2 separate regions of the Homo sapiens genome follow, and region 2 is linked to region 1. The links are chromatin loops, found by intact Hi-C in ENCODE. Cell type or tissue: CD4-positive, alpha-beta T cell. All regions are shown on one strand.

What was found. A loop is a pair of places that touch in the nucleus more often than their neighbours do. Peaks named below come from ENCODE experiments on the same cell type or tissue, not always from the same donor. Only the 100,000 strongest peaks of a DNase experiment are listed, where the experiment ranks them.
Region 2: it touches region 1 in a loop (1.9-fold over the local background); 2 of 110 quality-filtered maps call a loop at or near these places.

The regions. Positions count from the first base shown.
Region 1 is chr2:218,654,270-218,662,269 of GRCh38, forward strand. ZNF142 (zinc finger protein 142) reads right to left here and starts at 5,354. Exons shown (of 11, transcript NM_001379659.1): 1 at 5,100-5,354; 2 at 4,711-4,861; 3 at 4,432-4,607; 4 at 1,881-2,194. The coding sequence starts at 2,160. BCS1L (BCS1 ubiquinol-cytochrome c reductase complex chaperone) reads left to right here and starts at 5,414. Exons shown (of 8, transcript NM_001079866.2): 1 at 5,414-5,474; 2 at 6,670-7,038; 3 at 7,137-7,276; 4 at 7,490-7,684; 5 at 7,928-7,991. The coding sequence starts at 6,719. RefSeq lists enhancers at 4,478-4,597, 5,408-5,537. In CD4-positive, alpha-beta T cell, a CTCF peak has its summit at 4,449 (motif pointing right); DNase peaks (open chromatin) are centred at 4,502 and 5,412; H3K4me3 peaks cover 1,752 bases; H3K27ac peaks cover 1,189 bases.
Region 2 is chr2:218,182,498-218,190,497 of GRCh38, forward strand. LOC124906159 (small nucleolar RNA U13) reads right to left here and starts at 2,585; the gene lies at 2,482-2,585. In CD4-positive, alpha-beta T cell, CTCF peaks have their summits at 4,009 (motif pointing right) and 4,215; a DNase peak (open chromatin) is centred at 3,964.

The DNA of each region.
Region 1 (8,000 bases):
TATACTAATTTGTATCTCCATAAGCTGTAACATAGTGTTTCCTATAGCCTCATCAACACTAGGTATTATTAAAAATGTTTAATTTATGCCAAAATGCATCTCCTTTTTTTTTTTTGAGACAGAATCTCGCTTTGTTGTCCAGGCTAGGGTTCAGTGGTGCGATCTTGGCTCACTGCAACCTCCGCCTCTCGGGTTCAAGCAATTCTCCTGCCTCAGCCTCCTGAGTAGCTGGGATTACAGGTGCCCACCACCATGCCAGCTGATTTTTTGTATCTTAGCAGAGGTGGGGTTTCACCATCTTGCCCAGGCTGGTCTCAAACTCCTGAGCTCAGGCAACTGCCTGTCTCGGCCTCCCAAAGTGCTAGGATTATAGGCATGAGCCACCATGCCCAGCCACATCTCTTATTTTTAACTGGAATTTATTTCTTTGCTAGTGAGATTAAGCATCCTTCCATATGGTTACTACTTTTATTTCTTCTTTAGAGCATTGCACATAGATTTCTTTTTCCCATTTAAAAAAAAAAAAAGGTTTCTGCTGGGTGCGATGGCTCATGTCTGTAATCCCAAAACTTTAGGAGGCCGAGGTGGGAAGATTGCTTGAGCCCAGGAGTTCAAGACTAGCCTGGGCAACAAGGTGAGACCTCGTTTCTACCAAAGAAAATTTAAAAACTAGCTGAGTGTGGGTGGTATACACCTGTGGCCCCAGCTACATGGGAAGCTGAGGCAAGAGGATTGCTTAAGCCCAGGAGGTCAAGGCTGCAGTGAGCCGTAACTGTGCCACTGCACTCTAGCCTGGGTGGCAGAGCAAGACCCTGTCTCAACAAAACCCCCAAAACCAAAAGAAAACAAAAAAAGCAAAGCAAACAACAAAAAAGATGGTTTCTTTTTCTTACTGTGGCTCTTTGAATTTTAAAGATATTAACTCTTTCTTACATATTGCGAATGTTTTTCCTAGGCTTTTTATTTTTTTAAATTTCTTTCACCATATGGAAGTTTGGAAATATTATATGGTCAAATTAGCTAATCTTTCCCAATATTCTTTGTCACTATACTACAGTGCCAACTGAAGTGGTGACAACTATGGCTGGAGGACGGTAATTAAAAAACAGGGAAGCTTCCTAAAAATAAGAGGTGAGGATAATGGGATGAATAAAGGGAGAATCTTTCATCTGAGATAAATACAAATGCTCAACTCCTACTTTTTTGTTTTGTTTTGTTTTTTTAAAGAGATGGGGGTCTCACTATATTGCCCAGGCTGGAGTGCAGTGGCTATTCACAGGTATGATCATAACATACGGCAGCCTCTAACTCCTGGGCTCAAGCAATCTTCCTGCCTCAGCCTCCCAAGTAGCTGAGACTACAGGTGCATGCCACTGTACCAGGCCTCAACTCTTATTCTTAACAACATGCCTCGGATGAGTAAAGTATGTTATACACAAAAAACTAGGGCAGGGAAATACCAGATCACTTCTGGAAAGCCCTGCCAAGCCCAGGGTGGTAGAGACAGGGTTTTTGCTTAATCCCTGGCTGCAGTTCCTGGGTAGGAGGGTCAATATGGAGGAAAGAATCTCCAAGGACTGTAAGAGTAGGGACAAGCCAGGATTGGGCGGAGGTGTCAGAAAGGTCTTACTTTCTGGATTACTGCCTAGCACACATGAAGCCCTTGCAGGACAGACTGCCAAAAGCTTGGTAGAAGGCTGTGCACCACTTCGCCAGCCTTCAATCAACATGCACCAACTGCAAACCAAATGACAACATCTCCAAGTATAAAAATAGGATGCTACCTTGTGTTCTCATCATATTTATACAGAATCAAAAATAACCCAGACAAAACCTCAGAGCTGCTTGTCCCACTGGCCTGCTTGCAACTGTGTTTGTACCTGGGGTCTCTCCAGGAGCACCTGGGGTCAGGGTTCCAGCTACTGTCTCCACAATGATCTCCATGTTCCCTGGTCCCTCTTCAGTTGCTGTGGCCTCTACCAGCAGGCAGCCTGGCTCAGTAGGTATAGGTGCAGGGTCCCGGGAAGGACAGGGGCTCTGGACAGGCCCCAGGATTCCACGGTTAGAGAGAGGCGGGGGGATCAGCAATAGCTCAGGGCACAGTCCATCCATCTCCCCGGTGCTACTGGCTGGCTGTGAGTCCAAAAGGGGGTCTGTCATCACCACCGACTTGTGTGTTTTGGCTTCTTAAATGCTGACAAGCCAACCAGAAGAAAAACAAAGTAAGGTTAGAGTTCTTACTTTCTTCCTGGCTGGCGTGGGTACACAGCCCAGTGCCCACCCACTTAGGCATTTTCTTGCATGGCAATATGCCATATATACCATATGAGACTAAATAGAGGCTTTCTTTTATGATAATGTTCAGAACAAAAAGTATAAAAATGATAACAGAATATTAGGAGACAGCCAACAAGTATTGGCCAATATATTAATGACTGCAGGTTGTCTTCTGCTAGCTAAGTGCCCTTAGCCAAGTCATTAAGCAATTTGGGTCTCAGATTTCTTATCTGCAACAAAATTAGGTGGGGCCCAAATATCTCAGAAGTCCTTTTTTTTTTTTTTTTTTGAGACAGAGTCTCGCTCTGTCACCCAGGCTGGAGTGCAGTGGCGTGATCTTGGCTCACTGCAACCTCCGCCTCCTGGGTTCAAGCAATTCTCCTGTCTCAGCCTCCCCAATAGCTGGACTACAGGCATGTGCCACACACGCCCAGGTAAATTTTGTATTTTTAACAGCGATGGAGTTTCACCATGTTGGCCAGGCTGGTCTCGAACTTCTGACCTTGGGTGATCTGCCCGTTTTGGCCTCCCAAAGTGCTGGGATTATAGGCGTGAGCCACCTTGCCTGGTCCCTTTCCCTCTTAACCTTTGATAATCTCACTATTCCTCAGCATGGATTATAAGGAAGGCCCTTCCTTCATCATCTGGCTCCTGCTGACCTCCCCTGACTCATCTCCCACTTCTCCCCTCAGCAGATCTCTGAACCAGATGATGTGCCATTCTCCAGACCCACCACATTCTCTTTTGCTTTCATACCCTCACAGCCTTTTGCGTCTCTTGGCTTGATATGCCTTTTCCCCTTCTCAATCTCTCTCTCTTATCTGGCTAACCAATTAACTATCCTTGAAGAAGCTGCACAAATGTCACTTCCACCATGAAGGCCTCCTGACATTCTTTTTTTTGAGACAGTCTTAGTCTGTCACCTAGGCTGGAGGGCAGTGGCACGATCTCAGCTCACTACAACCTCTGCCTCCTGGGTTCAAGCGATTCTCCTGCCTCAGCCTCCTGAGTAGCTGGGATTACAGGCATGTACCACCACGCCTGGCTACTATTTTGTATTTTTAGTAGAGATGGGGTTTCTCCATGTTGGTTGGGCTGGTCTTGAACTCCAGAACTCAGGTGATCCACCTGCCTCGGCCTCCCAAAGTGCTGGGATTACAGGCGTGAGGCACCGCGCCGGGCCTGGCTTCCCGAAACTCTTATCTTCTCTCTTCTGGCGTCCTAAGGGCACTCTGTACACAGCCCTATCAGAAACGAGGTCACACTGCACTGTTGTTTACCTGTCAGTCTCTCTCCCTAGATGTATAGCTTTTTTAGTAATTTGTTGACATTATCACTTCAATGATATTACTTTGTGATACTGACATTATCACTTCAACGAACACAAATCACCCACAATCGAAGATTCCAGTGAAGAACCACAGATATGGAGCTGCATTGGAGTAAAGCTAGGTATCTTGTACAAAACCAGTGGTTCCTCACCTATAACGTAACACATTTGGAGAAATTTCAAACTCATTAACTGACTATGGCCTCAAACTAAATATGGGAACATAACTGAGGAATGAATGACAATTGAATTGCATACCCTGTTATACATGGCTAAAATGAGTTTAAGCTGAATAATTAGTAATTAATAAGAATGATGGGAATCACTTCATGAAATTGAGTCACAGACAAGATGCAAAAAGAAAAAAAGAAGAAGAAACCAGGCCGGGCGCGGTGGCTCAGGCCTGTAATCCCAGCACTTTGGGAGGCCAAGGCGGGCCGATCACCTGAGGTCAGAAGTTCGAGACCAGCCTGGCGAACATTGTGAAACCCTGTTTCTACTAAAAATACAAAAAATCAGCAGGGTGTGGTGGCACACGCCTGTAATCCCAGCTACTCGGGAGGCTGAGGCAGGAGAATCGCTGGAACCCGGGAGGCGGAGGTTGCAGTGAGCCGAGATCGCACCATTGCACCCCAGCTTGGGCAACAAGAGCGAAACTCCGTCTCAAAAAAAAAACAAACAAAAACCAAGATCCTGCAATCTGATAGTCCCTATTTCCAGAATCCCATGGACTCAAAACAACAGATCACAGGGATTCACAAGGTGGCTGGAAAGTGCACTCCCGTGGTCAGAGGGATTCTCTGGAAACTGCAGCCTCCACTTACTGAATATTATCGCTGTTCTGGGGAATCTTCAAGCTTGACCATACATGGCCTCCGGGGGGAGCCAAGGAGGACGCTGAGCCGTCAAGATTAAGAACCTTCACCTGCGGGAGGGCAGGGTGAGGTAGGAGACAGGTGGGCACCAGAGAAGAAATACGCTTATCTTCCGGGCAGGAGGGCTGAGGAAGAGAAAGGACAGACTAAGGCAGAGAGAAGGCCTGGAGAAACAACGGGCCCCGGCCTAGCGACCCAGGTTCCCACCTGCCTCTGGCTCTGACTCACCGCGTGGTCTTGGACAGACACAGTCGCTTCGCTTCTCTGGGCCTCAGCTTTCCTATCTGTAAAATGGAGGTGATGACAGTGTCCACATCGTCGGGCAGGAGCTGGATCATAAGAGCCAGCGAACTGGAAAGGCGGTTTGTAACCTGGAAGGCTTGGGATGGAGCATCGTCATGATTTTGTCCTGAGAGCAGCAGGTACCCGGGCGGGGTCCAGAACCGTGACGCGACTGCAGCGCCGGGGCCCAGCTCGTCTGGGTGCTCCCTTCAGTACCTCCTTCCGAGAGTTCCCAGCGCCCAGGCCCACCCTGATCCCGGGGCTCGAAAAACTTTGCCTCCAGCTCGCTCCACCCGCATTCCCTTCCCAGTTCCGCCCCGCAGCCGCTCACTCACCTCCAGACCCAGAGCCGGCGGGAGCCGCATCTCTATGGTCGGCCGCGGCTGGAACGGCCCCCGGGGCCCGCTTTGTGCGACCGCCTCCGGCTCAGCCGCCTCTAGGATATTGGGGATGTGGAAGCCACTCTCTCTTCCTCTTGCCGGCTGCCGGGGTACTCTATGTTTTGTCTCTGTGGTTTTTCCCGCCCTCCACCCCCACTCCAGCCCTGAAGCCGGAGAAGCACCATCGAGAGCTCTGGGGTAGAGTGGCGTGGGCTTCTCTGTGGGTGTGGCGGGAAGTAGATGAAAGGACCCGGGGCGGGGCCGAACGCAGCTTCCCCAAGGTGCAGGCGCGGTGAAACCATCGAGACGGAGGGCCAGAGAGTCACGGCGGTGAGAGGGCTGAGTGACGGGTTACCCCAAACCATGTGGCTGGAGGCGCGAGCTGGGGTGTGGGCGAGGTTCAGGAGGGGGTTCCTGGGTGTCGCGGAGGGGCCGGGGACGGGAGAGCTTTGTCTGTGGCCTTCCATGCATAGGTGTTTTGGAATTCTGGATCCCAGTTCTGAGGCTCAGCCGAGGTCACTGCTGTCAGCTCACCTCCCTGCATGCCAGGCGCAGGGCAAAGTGGCCGGGGTTCGGGGTTGGAGGAGAGGTGTACTAGAAACAACTTTGCTCTTGTCCCTCAGGATCTTATTGTCTACGATGTGACGATCCGTGGAGAAAGTAGCAGATGGGCAGATTTTCATTTGGGGAGAATGAGGGAGAAAAGAACGGGCATTCCGAGCCAAGAGCACTGCATGAGCAAGGAGTTGGGAGGTTGCTTACTTGTTGAACATATTTGTTGCGTATTTGCATATTTGCTAAACAGGTAGTGTTAGGAGCTAATCCATGAAAGGTAGGTGGGCGCCGTATTGTAGAGAGCCTTGAGTACCAGGCTGAGTTTATACCCAATTCAGGGGTCTGCTGGGAGCCAGCCATTGAAGGTGCTGGAGCAGAGAGAGATATGGTATTGGAGCTGATCCCTATGATGAAAGATCTGGACCCTTGTGTAGATGTTCCGTGAAGCAGGAGGTGAAGACCTATTAAAATGCCATTTCAAGAACTACGATTTTAAAGACAGTTTAGGTGGGAGGTAATAAAGGTCTAAACAAGACGTTAAATATTGGGGACGTAAGGGGGAGGATATTTGAAGGACATTACTCATAACAAGACATAGGGTTACTGACAAGTCAACGGACGCTTCTCCCTTGCTGACTGCAGCCAATGGACCCCTTTTTATCATAGCTGGTCCCAGGGACCACAAAAATCCTGTCCATCCATTACCCTGATGTGAAGCCTGTTTATATAGCTCTTTTTGGTTTAAGGCATCTCCAGACATGGTCCTCTGGTAGGAAACAGGTATGAGTAGACTAATGAAGGACAAAATGGGATGAGGGACCTGGAGCCTCCACCCTTGCATTCCAATACCACCCTTACCCCACAAAAGGAGGGTATTGACCCACACAGTAATGCTGACCTGTGGCCAGGGCTGGGGAGGTCCAATTTCTAATCTGTGCTTTGTCCCATCTCCACTGTTCCCCACCCCTAGGTTTTCGTAACACCCCAGGGCCTGTAAGGTTTGGTGTTTCCCTTTCAAGATGCCACTTTCAGACTTTATTCTGGCTCTGAAGGACAATCCCTACTTTGGGGCTGGATTTGGGCTGGTGGGTGTGGGCACAGCCCTGGCCCTGGCCCGGAAGGGTGTCCAACTGGGCCTGGTGGCATTCCGGCGCCATTACATGATCACACTGGAAGTCCCTGCTCGAGACAGGAGCTATGCCTGGTTGCTTAGCTGGCTCACCCGCCACAGTACCCGTACTCAGCACCTCAGTGTCGAGACTTCGTACCTTCAGCATGAGAGTGGCCGCATTTCCACTAAGTTTGAATTTGTCCCCAGCCCTGGAAACCATTTTATCTGGTAAGGTGGGGAGCTAGGGAGGGCTGTGAGAGTAGAAAAGAATGATGGGAGCTGGGTTTGACCCATTCACTCACTCAGTTTTGATCGTTCTTATTCAGGTATCGGGGGAAATGGATTCGGGTAGAACGAAGTCGAGAGATGCAGATGATAGACTTGCAGACGGGGACTCCTTGGGAATCTGTCACCTTCACGGCCCTGGGCACTGACCGAAAGGTTTTCTTCAACATCCTGGAGGAAGGTGTGGGATGGCACAGGCAGGCTTTCTAGGGACATTGCAGGGATGGGGACATTTGACATCAGATGAGCAGTTTGGAGAAGTGGAATAAGCAGGCCGGGGTGAGCCCATGGGAACAGGGGGCCAGAAGGAAGCTGTTTGGCACAGCTCCACCTAATTGAAGAATCAGCCATGGTGAAGAGAATTATTGGCTTTATCTCATCTTCTCCTTCCCAGCTCGAGAGCTAGCCTTGCAGCAGGAGGAAGGGAAGACCGTGATGTACACAGCTGTGGGCTCTGAATGGCGTCCCTTTGGCTATCCACGCCGCCGGCGACCACTGAATTCTGTGGTTCTACAACAGGGTCTGGCTGACCGAATTGTCAGAGACGTCCAGGAATTCATCGATAACCCCAAGTGGTACACTGACAGAGGTGAGAAGCAGCTGGGGTCTTGGCTGTGCTGTTTTTGACATTTTTAGAAGGGACAGGTTGGTCTCCAGCCAGATGGGGTGATATAAAGCTCTAGTCCAATTCCCAGAGATTAAGAGGAATGAAAAGTTGTGTATGAGAATGATTTATTTCCGTACCAAGGTTATCAGGCTTCCAGGGGGCAGGGCTGGGAATGAACGTAGATATCCGGGGCAAAAGACATGATCATCCTGGCTCTATCCCTAGGCATTCCTTACAGACGTGGCTACCTGCTTTATGGGCCCCCTGGTTGCGGAAAGAGCAGTTTTATGTGAGTATT
Region 2 (8,000 bases), 470 kb before region 1:
TTTAATTTTAATTTTAAAAAATTAGGACAGGCACGGTGACTCATGCCTGTAATCTCAGCACTTTGGGAGGCCAAGGTGGGAGGATCACAAGGTCAGGAGTTCAAGACCAGCCTGGCCAATATGGTGAAACCCCATCTCTACTAAAAAATACAAAAATTAGCCAGGCGTGGTGGCATGCACCTGTAGTCCCAGCTACTCAGGAGGCTGAGACAAGAGAATCACTTGAACCCGGGAGGCGGAGGTTGCAGTGAGCCAAGACTGTGCCACTGCACTCTAGCCTGGGTGACAGAGTGAGACTCTGTCTCAAAAAAAAATAATAAATAAATAAAAATTTTAAAAAAATGAAAAGAGGCTTACAATTTCATTTTGTAATGGGTACTGAAAATTATGTAGCCAGTCTTGATGCCAGTTAAATATGTGTTAGATAGATGAAATACTGAAGGAGTGGAGAGGAGAAACAGCAGAACAGAATTCTCATCTTAGCTCAATGGATGGCAACTATTCTTCCAATTGCCAAAACTCATGGACTCATCGCTGATGCATCTTTATCTCTTACACTCAGCAGTCAATCCACCAGAAACTGCTGCTGACTCTGCCAAAGTAAATTGCAGCTCCTGTTTTCTCACCAACTCCACTGCTATTGCCCTATCTTCTGCCACCCAGTGTCCCTTCTCACCTATATCATTGAAACAACCCTGCTCATCCCTGCTCCCACCCATTGTGTTCTGTGGTATATTCTCATCACACCAGAGGGAGCAATCCTTTTACAATGCATGTCAGATCATTGTCACTCCTTCTTAGTATACTGCAACTGAAGCAGGATATTTCCCTGACCCCTTTGCAGGTGGGAACTGGAGTGTAGGTGCTGGAATTAGCCAGCTGCTTTGGCGTTAGTTCAATAGACAGGGGCAAACTCTACTCACTAGGACTCACTGCACTCCTCACTCATGGGAGGGGGAGCATGCAGGTGAGCAGGTACAAGAGCCGGGGTGAGTACTTTTCAGGCACCAGCAGAAACAAATTCTATACTGGCCCCACAGCAGCATCTGGCGGGGGTGCCCACAACCCCTGAAGCCCCAGAGGAAGTGTTACAGTACTCTTTTAGCTCTGCTGTCCATGGATGGCTTAAGTGTTAACAGCTTAGTGGAGGGTTAGTGTGACAGACTTCGGCACCCACACTTGTGGCACCCCAGTTCTTGTCTGGTGTCCAAGAGAAAAGAGGTCACACGAACCAATTTGAAAGATGGTAAATGAGGGAGATTTTACTACAAATGAAGGTGGCTCTCAGCAGGATGGGGAGTTGAAAAGGGGATGGGGTGGGAAGGCAATCCTCCCCCAAAGCTATACCATCAAACTCTCCCTCTGAAGTCAAGACACTTCTCTCTGACGTCCAGCCATAGTCTCTGACATCCAGCTGCTTCTCCTCTCTCTGCCAGCTGAGCCTGGAGTTTCCATGGGCACAGGATGGGGGGTGGGGCAGGCCATGGGTGATTTGGGAAAAGGCAACATTCATGCAGGAAAACAGAGATGTATGTTCTCACTTTAGGCCGTGGTACCAGGCTTTTCGGCTTGAGGGTGGGGCCCTCGCCAAGGACCCACCCTCTTCTGCCCAGAATTTCCCTGCCTCCTGTCCCTATCACAATGTCTCCAAAGTACAAATTCTATTGCTTTAAACATTTTAAGTGCATTTTAATTAAGTTTATGGCAGAAAAACCTGGCAAACACTACCTTACCCAAGTGAGGAAGGCTCATATCACCAGGGAGGATATATAGACCTCAGGTACAACTGATACAATGTGATGAGAAGGCACCTTATCTCTGGGGTATGCCCTCCAAAACCCATAACCTCAGAGGCATCATGAGAAAAACATCAGGCAGATTGAGGGACATTCTACAGGACACCCGGCCAGTATTTCTGAAGACTGTCAAAGTCATAAAAAACAAGAAAAAAACTGAGCAAAACTGTCACAGACCACAGGAGATTGGGGAGAGCTAACAACTAAATGAAATGTAGTGTCTTGGATTGGATCCTGGAATAGAAAGAGGGGATAATGGAAAAACAGGCCAAATCCAAATAAAATCTGGAGTTTAGTTAATACTTGCTTTTAAAGCACCTACAAATGCTCCTTGACTTGCCATGGTATTATGTCCTGATAAATCCAACATAGAGTGGAAATTTTTAAGTCAAATCATCATAAGTTGGAAACCATCTGTATTTTATTTTATTAAGTTTATTCTTTAAATCAAGAATAGGTTTTGAGCCAGGCTTGGTGGTTCATGCCTGTAATCCTAGTGCTTTGGGAGGCCGAGGTGGCAGGATCCCTTGAGCCCAGGAGTTCAACACCAGCCCGGACAACATGGAGAGCCCCTCATCTATTAAAAAAAAATGGCTTTGAATTTTGTCAAAGGCTTATGAAGATAGTTATATGACTTTTTTTATTCTGAGATACATTCATATGTGAATTATGTATATTTTGTTCATGTCAGATGAGCAACGTGCTGATGTTGTGACAAGGTTTGAGGGAGGCACATCTCATGCATGCACTTGGACACTGAATCATCATGCTTATGAGCTACAAAAGTATCTAGTATGGGAATGATATTGATGGTTTTCCGGTGTTGAATAATGCTTGAATTTTTGGAATAAATCCCACTTTATCATGAGAAAAAGTGAATCTGATAAAACCTAAAGTCCTTAAAGGCCTTCAAGGCTTTACTCTATCTCCCTGCCCTCACCCTCTCCCCCCATCCCACCTCATTACCCCTCTGGATTTGTTTGCTAGGGCTGCCATAACACAGTACCACAAACTGTGCAGCTTGAACAAACGGAAATTTCTTATCTCATAGTTTTGGAGACCAGAAGTTCGAGACCAAAATGTAGCAGGGTTAGTTCCTTCCAAAGGCTATAAGGGAGAATCTAGTCTGTTCTGTGCCTCTTCCCAGCTTTGGTGCTTGCTGGCAATCTTTGGTGTTCCTTGACCAGTAGAGGCATCACCCCAATCTCTGCCTTCCACTTCACGGTGCATTCTTCCTCTGTGCATTTCTCTGTGTCCCTTTTTATATGGACAGCAGTCATATTGGATTAGTGTCCCCCCTCTAATGACATTATCTTAACTAATAACATCTGCAATGACCCCAATTCCAGATAAGGCCACCTTCTGATGTACTGGAGTTTAGAACTTCAAAATATGAATTTGCGGGGAGAGGACACTATTCAACCCATAACACCCTCTAACCACTTCCACTTCACCCCTTGTAGCTCAGCTCCAGACATACTGGCCTTGTACAGCTCTTGCCTTAGGGCATTGACTCTGGCCATTCACCCCCTCAGAAAGCTCTTCCTTAGCTGCTCCTGCAGGTAATTCCCTCACCTCTTCTAAGTGTTTTCTCCAACCCACCTTCTTGCTGAGGCCCACACTGTCCCCCATCTGCATCTGCACCTCCCCAAGACTTCCTGATATCCCTTGCCCTCATCAATTTAACACATGCTTCTTTCCTTGCTGCAGTCATCCCTTCCTAACATCCTATACCATTTGCTTGTTTATTATAGAGGCTATTGTTTATTGTCTGCCTCCTCTGGTGCATATAAGCTTCACGAAGGCAGGGATCCGTATCCATTTTGACCACTGTATCCCATGTGCCTAGGAGACATTACACATCTCCTTGGCAAGTAGAGGGTACAATAAACAGTTGTTGAAAGCAAAGCAAAAGAAGAAAAGAAGGATTCTATTTCTAGAAATTGAGGACCCACCAGTGACTTGCCCTATGTTTCTCTTGCCTCCAGTCTCTGGGAAATAACACTGGAGGGAAAGTTAAGCCCACCACGGCTGTAAGAAATGACTTAGCAGAGCAGGAGACCACTAACTGTTCTGATAACACCTGAGATCACGCAAGGTTGCTTGGTGGGGGGAGGCGGGGGCAGGTGCAGAATCTACTCTTGGAGGCCAGGGCCTGGAGTTGCAAGACCAGTCCAGGAGAGGGCAGCATTATCTTCAAATCAAACCAAATAACTGGAGGAGCACAAGGAAGTAACCCACGTGAAAATTCCTCTACCCTATGGAAGTACAACTGTAAATTGGGTTCGGCAGCCCACGTCTAGAACTTAACACCACCCTTTAAAGTTTGCAAACCCTTTCACATACATTCATTCTCCCCTTAAAGTGCTCCTAGATGAGAGTTTAGCCATTGCCGGAGTGTGAGCGGAGTTTGCACTGAGCAATTAAACGATATCACCCATGTGGTCCCATGTTCCTCAACTTGTCACAGGTTCCAAGCACTTAACAGTCCTGTCCCCATGGTCAACCCCCATTTCCAGCCCACAGACCCTTCTTCCAGAAGGTTCTCAGCCTCTCTGAGTGAACCCACACTTTCAAATACAGCACATTTGGACTTACTGGCCAAGGGATTAAAAGGTATACAGAAAGCAAGTTTCTGAGAACTGAAGATCGTTTCACAGTTTTTTGGTCCTCCAGCTTGGGCTGCCATAACAAAATACTGGTGATCTCAACAACAGAAATGTGCTTCTCACAGTCCTGGAGACTAGAAGCCCCAGATCAGGGTGCCAGCATGGTTGGGTTATGATGAGGGCACCCTCCTGGCTTGCAGATGGCTGCCTTCTCAATGTGTCCTCATGTGGTGGAGAGAAAGAAAGAGAGGTCTGGTCTCTTCCTGTTCTTATGAGGACACTAATTCCACATGGGGGCCCTACCCTCATAATCTATCACCTCTCCAAAGGCCCCACCTCCAAATACCATCACAACAGGGGTTAGGACTTCAACATATAAACTTGGTGAAGACACAAACATTTTGAGTCCATAGCAAGCACCATGTCACAGTTTAACAGGAATGATTTCCTTCCCTGATAACACTCCCTTACATATTCATGAGTCAAGGCTCTAGCAAGTTCTAACAAACTTTTATCTGTCTTTGATGCAGGCTTGCTTATTTTCTCTTACACGTGGCCAGCCGTACCAAGCTCTACCCGATATGGCCCAACCTGCATAGTCAACATTCTGTCTGATGGACTTGGCTGCCAAAGCGGTATCCATGGTTGCAGTAAAAATAAACCTCACAAATGGTGACCAGGGGGCTGGAGGGTGGAGGGGTTCTAGATGGAAACTGGGCAGATGGGAGACAGGTGGGAAGAAGACTCCTTGTGAATAGCTTTTAATTTTTTTTTTTTTGAAACATGTGACATAGTTCCCATTACATATTTTCAATGTTTAAAAAATAATTTTAAAATGTTAAACAGTCATAATTCAACCATGGTGGCAGGAGGTCTGTGGTGCAGCTGAGAAACTGCTCTAAGCTCTGGCATGTGCAGTTGTATGTCTTCTGGCTGCTCTGTCTCAATTTCCACCCACAGAGCCAAGGAAGCCTCCAGCCAATTCCAGGGAGCATCTTTCTGGGCCCTGGGTTTAGAGACCTGTGATTCTCTTTATTCCCTCTGCTCCAGATTCTCCAAATCAGCTCACTTTGGGCTCTCTTGGCCCTGTGTCTTTCCTGTCACTGGTTTGTCAACTGCCTCCACTCAGTGCCTCCCCTTAGCCCTTCCTGTCCTTACGGTTTCTAAATGCAATTCTAATAGCTTCACAAATGTGCTCCTCCACTTTCCTAGGCACCAAGGAAACCTTGACCCACAGGCTTTAATTTTACCCTTGCAGTGAATTCTTATTGACTTTCACTGACCACTGGAACCCACCTACTTGCCCTGAGAACACTCCCATTATCTTTCAATTAAAATAAGACCCTTGATTTATACTTTAATATACATATATCCAGGCTGGGCACAGTGGCTCACCCCTGTAATTCCAGCACTTTAGGAGGTCGAGGCAGGAGGATCGTTTAAGCCCAGGCATTCAAGACCAGCCTGGGCAACACAGTGGAACCTCATACCTCTACAAAGCAATTTTCAAAATTAGCCAGGTGTGGTGGAACACACCTGTGGTCCCAGCTACTCAGGAGGCTGAGGTGGGAGGATTGCTCAAGCCCAGGAGGTCAAGGATGCAATGAGCCATGATCACACCACTGCACTCCAGCCTGGGCAACAGACCAAAACCTTGTCTCAAAAAATAATTTTATATACATATATATACACACATGTATCCAGACTCCTGCTGAAACTACCTCTCCCTGTTCCAATGCCACACATCTAGTTCAGCCTGCAGATGAGTTTCTTTGACTGCCTGGGATTGGTTTCCTTGTTTGTTTAAATTAGAATTGGTTTCTGACTTTTAAACCTTGAGGCTTTTTCACATTTAAAAACATCTGGATTTATACACTCTCCTTTAAAATTTTGAAGATCTGGGCTGGGCGCCATGGCTCATGCCTGTAATCCCAGCTCTTTGGGAGGCCAAGGCGGGTGGATCACCTGAGGTCAGGAGTTCAAGAAGAGCCTGGCCAACATGGTGAAACCCTGTCTCCACTAAAAATATGAAAATTTGCTGGACATGGTGGCATGCACCTGTAATCCCAGCTACTCAGGAGGCTGAGGCGGGAGAATCACTTGAACCCGGGAGGTAGAGGTTGCAGTGAGCCGAGATCATACCATTGCACTCCAGCCTGGGAGACAAAAGCAAAACTCCATCTTAAAAAAAAAAAAAAAAAAAAAAAAAATTGAAGATTTGACAACACTGAGCTCATGGCAAAACTCAGCTAAACCTAGAATGTAAAAGAAATCCTAGAAATAGAGCCACACTTACACCATCACTTGATTTTCAACAGAAGTTCCAAAGCAATCCAGTGAGGGAAAGGAAGGTTTTATCAACAATGTGGGCCAGACACAGTGGCTCACGCCTGTAATCCACGCACTTTGGGAGGCCAAGGCAGGTGGATCACTTGAGGCCAGGAGTTTGAGACCAGCCTGGGCAGCCTGGCGAAACCCCATCTCTACAAAAAATGCAAAAATTAGCCAGGCGTGCTGATATGCACCTATAGTCCCAACTACTCAAGAGGCTGAGGTGGGAGAATTGTTTGAGCCTCGTAGGCAGAGGTTGCAGTGAGCTGAGACCCAGCCTGGGTGAAAGTGAGATTCTATCTGAAAAGAAAAAAAAGAAAGAAAAAGAAAAGAAATCTCATTACACAATCAAACATCACATCACCAGAATGACTAAAAATACAAAAGCATGATAATATCGACTATTAGTGGGTTGTAGTATAGCTGGAATCCTCACATATAATTAGTGGGAATGTAAAATGGTGCAAACACTTTGGTAAAAGGTCTGGCAGTTTCTTCTACTTTCTGACCCAGCAATCCCACTCCTAGGAATATGCCCAAGAGAAATGAAAATAATATGTTCACAAAAATATCAATAGCTTTATTGATAATTGCCAAAAACTAGAAACAGTCCAGGTGTCCATCAATAGGAGAATGGCTAAACATACAGTGGAATAGTCATACAATGGAGTCATTCTCATCAATAAAAAGGACTGAATTACTGATATACTCCACAACATGATGTATCTTAAAAACATTACACTGAGTAAAAGAAGCCTTCCACTTCTATGAAGTTCTAGAACAGGTGAAACTAATCTGAAAATAATCAGAGCAGAAGTTACCTCTGGGAGGATGGAGGCAGAGACAAACCAGCCATGGGGGGACATGAGAGGATTTTTAGGAATGATGGTAATGTTTTCTATATTGATGGGCATTGGGATTACACAGGGGCACCTATTAGTTGAAACTTAGTGAATATACACTTAAGATTTGTGCACTTCATTGTCTACAAATTTTACATCAAAAGAAAACACTAAAGGCCAGGTGCAGTGGCTCACGCCTGTAATCCTAGCACTTTAGGAGGCCAAGGTAGGAGGATCACTTGAGGTCAGGAGTTTGAGACCAGCCTGGCCAACATGGTGAAGCCCCGTCTCTACTAAAAATACAAAAATTAGCAGGGCATGGTGGCGCATGCCTGTAATCCCAGCTACTTGGGAGGCTGAGGCAGGAGAATCACTTGAATTTGGGAGGCGGAGGTTGCAGTGAGCCAAGATCGCACCACTGC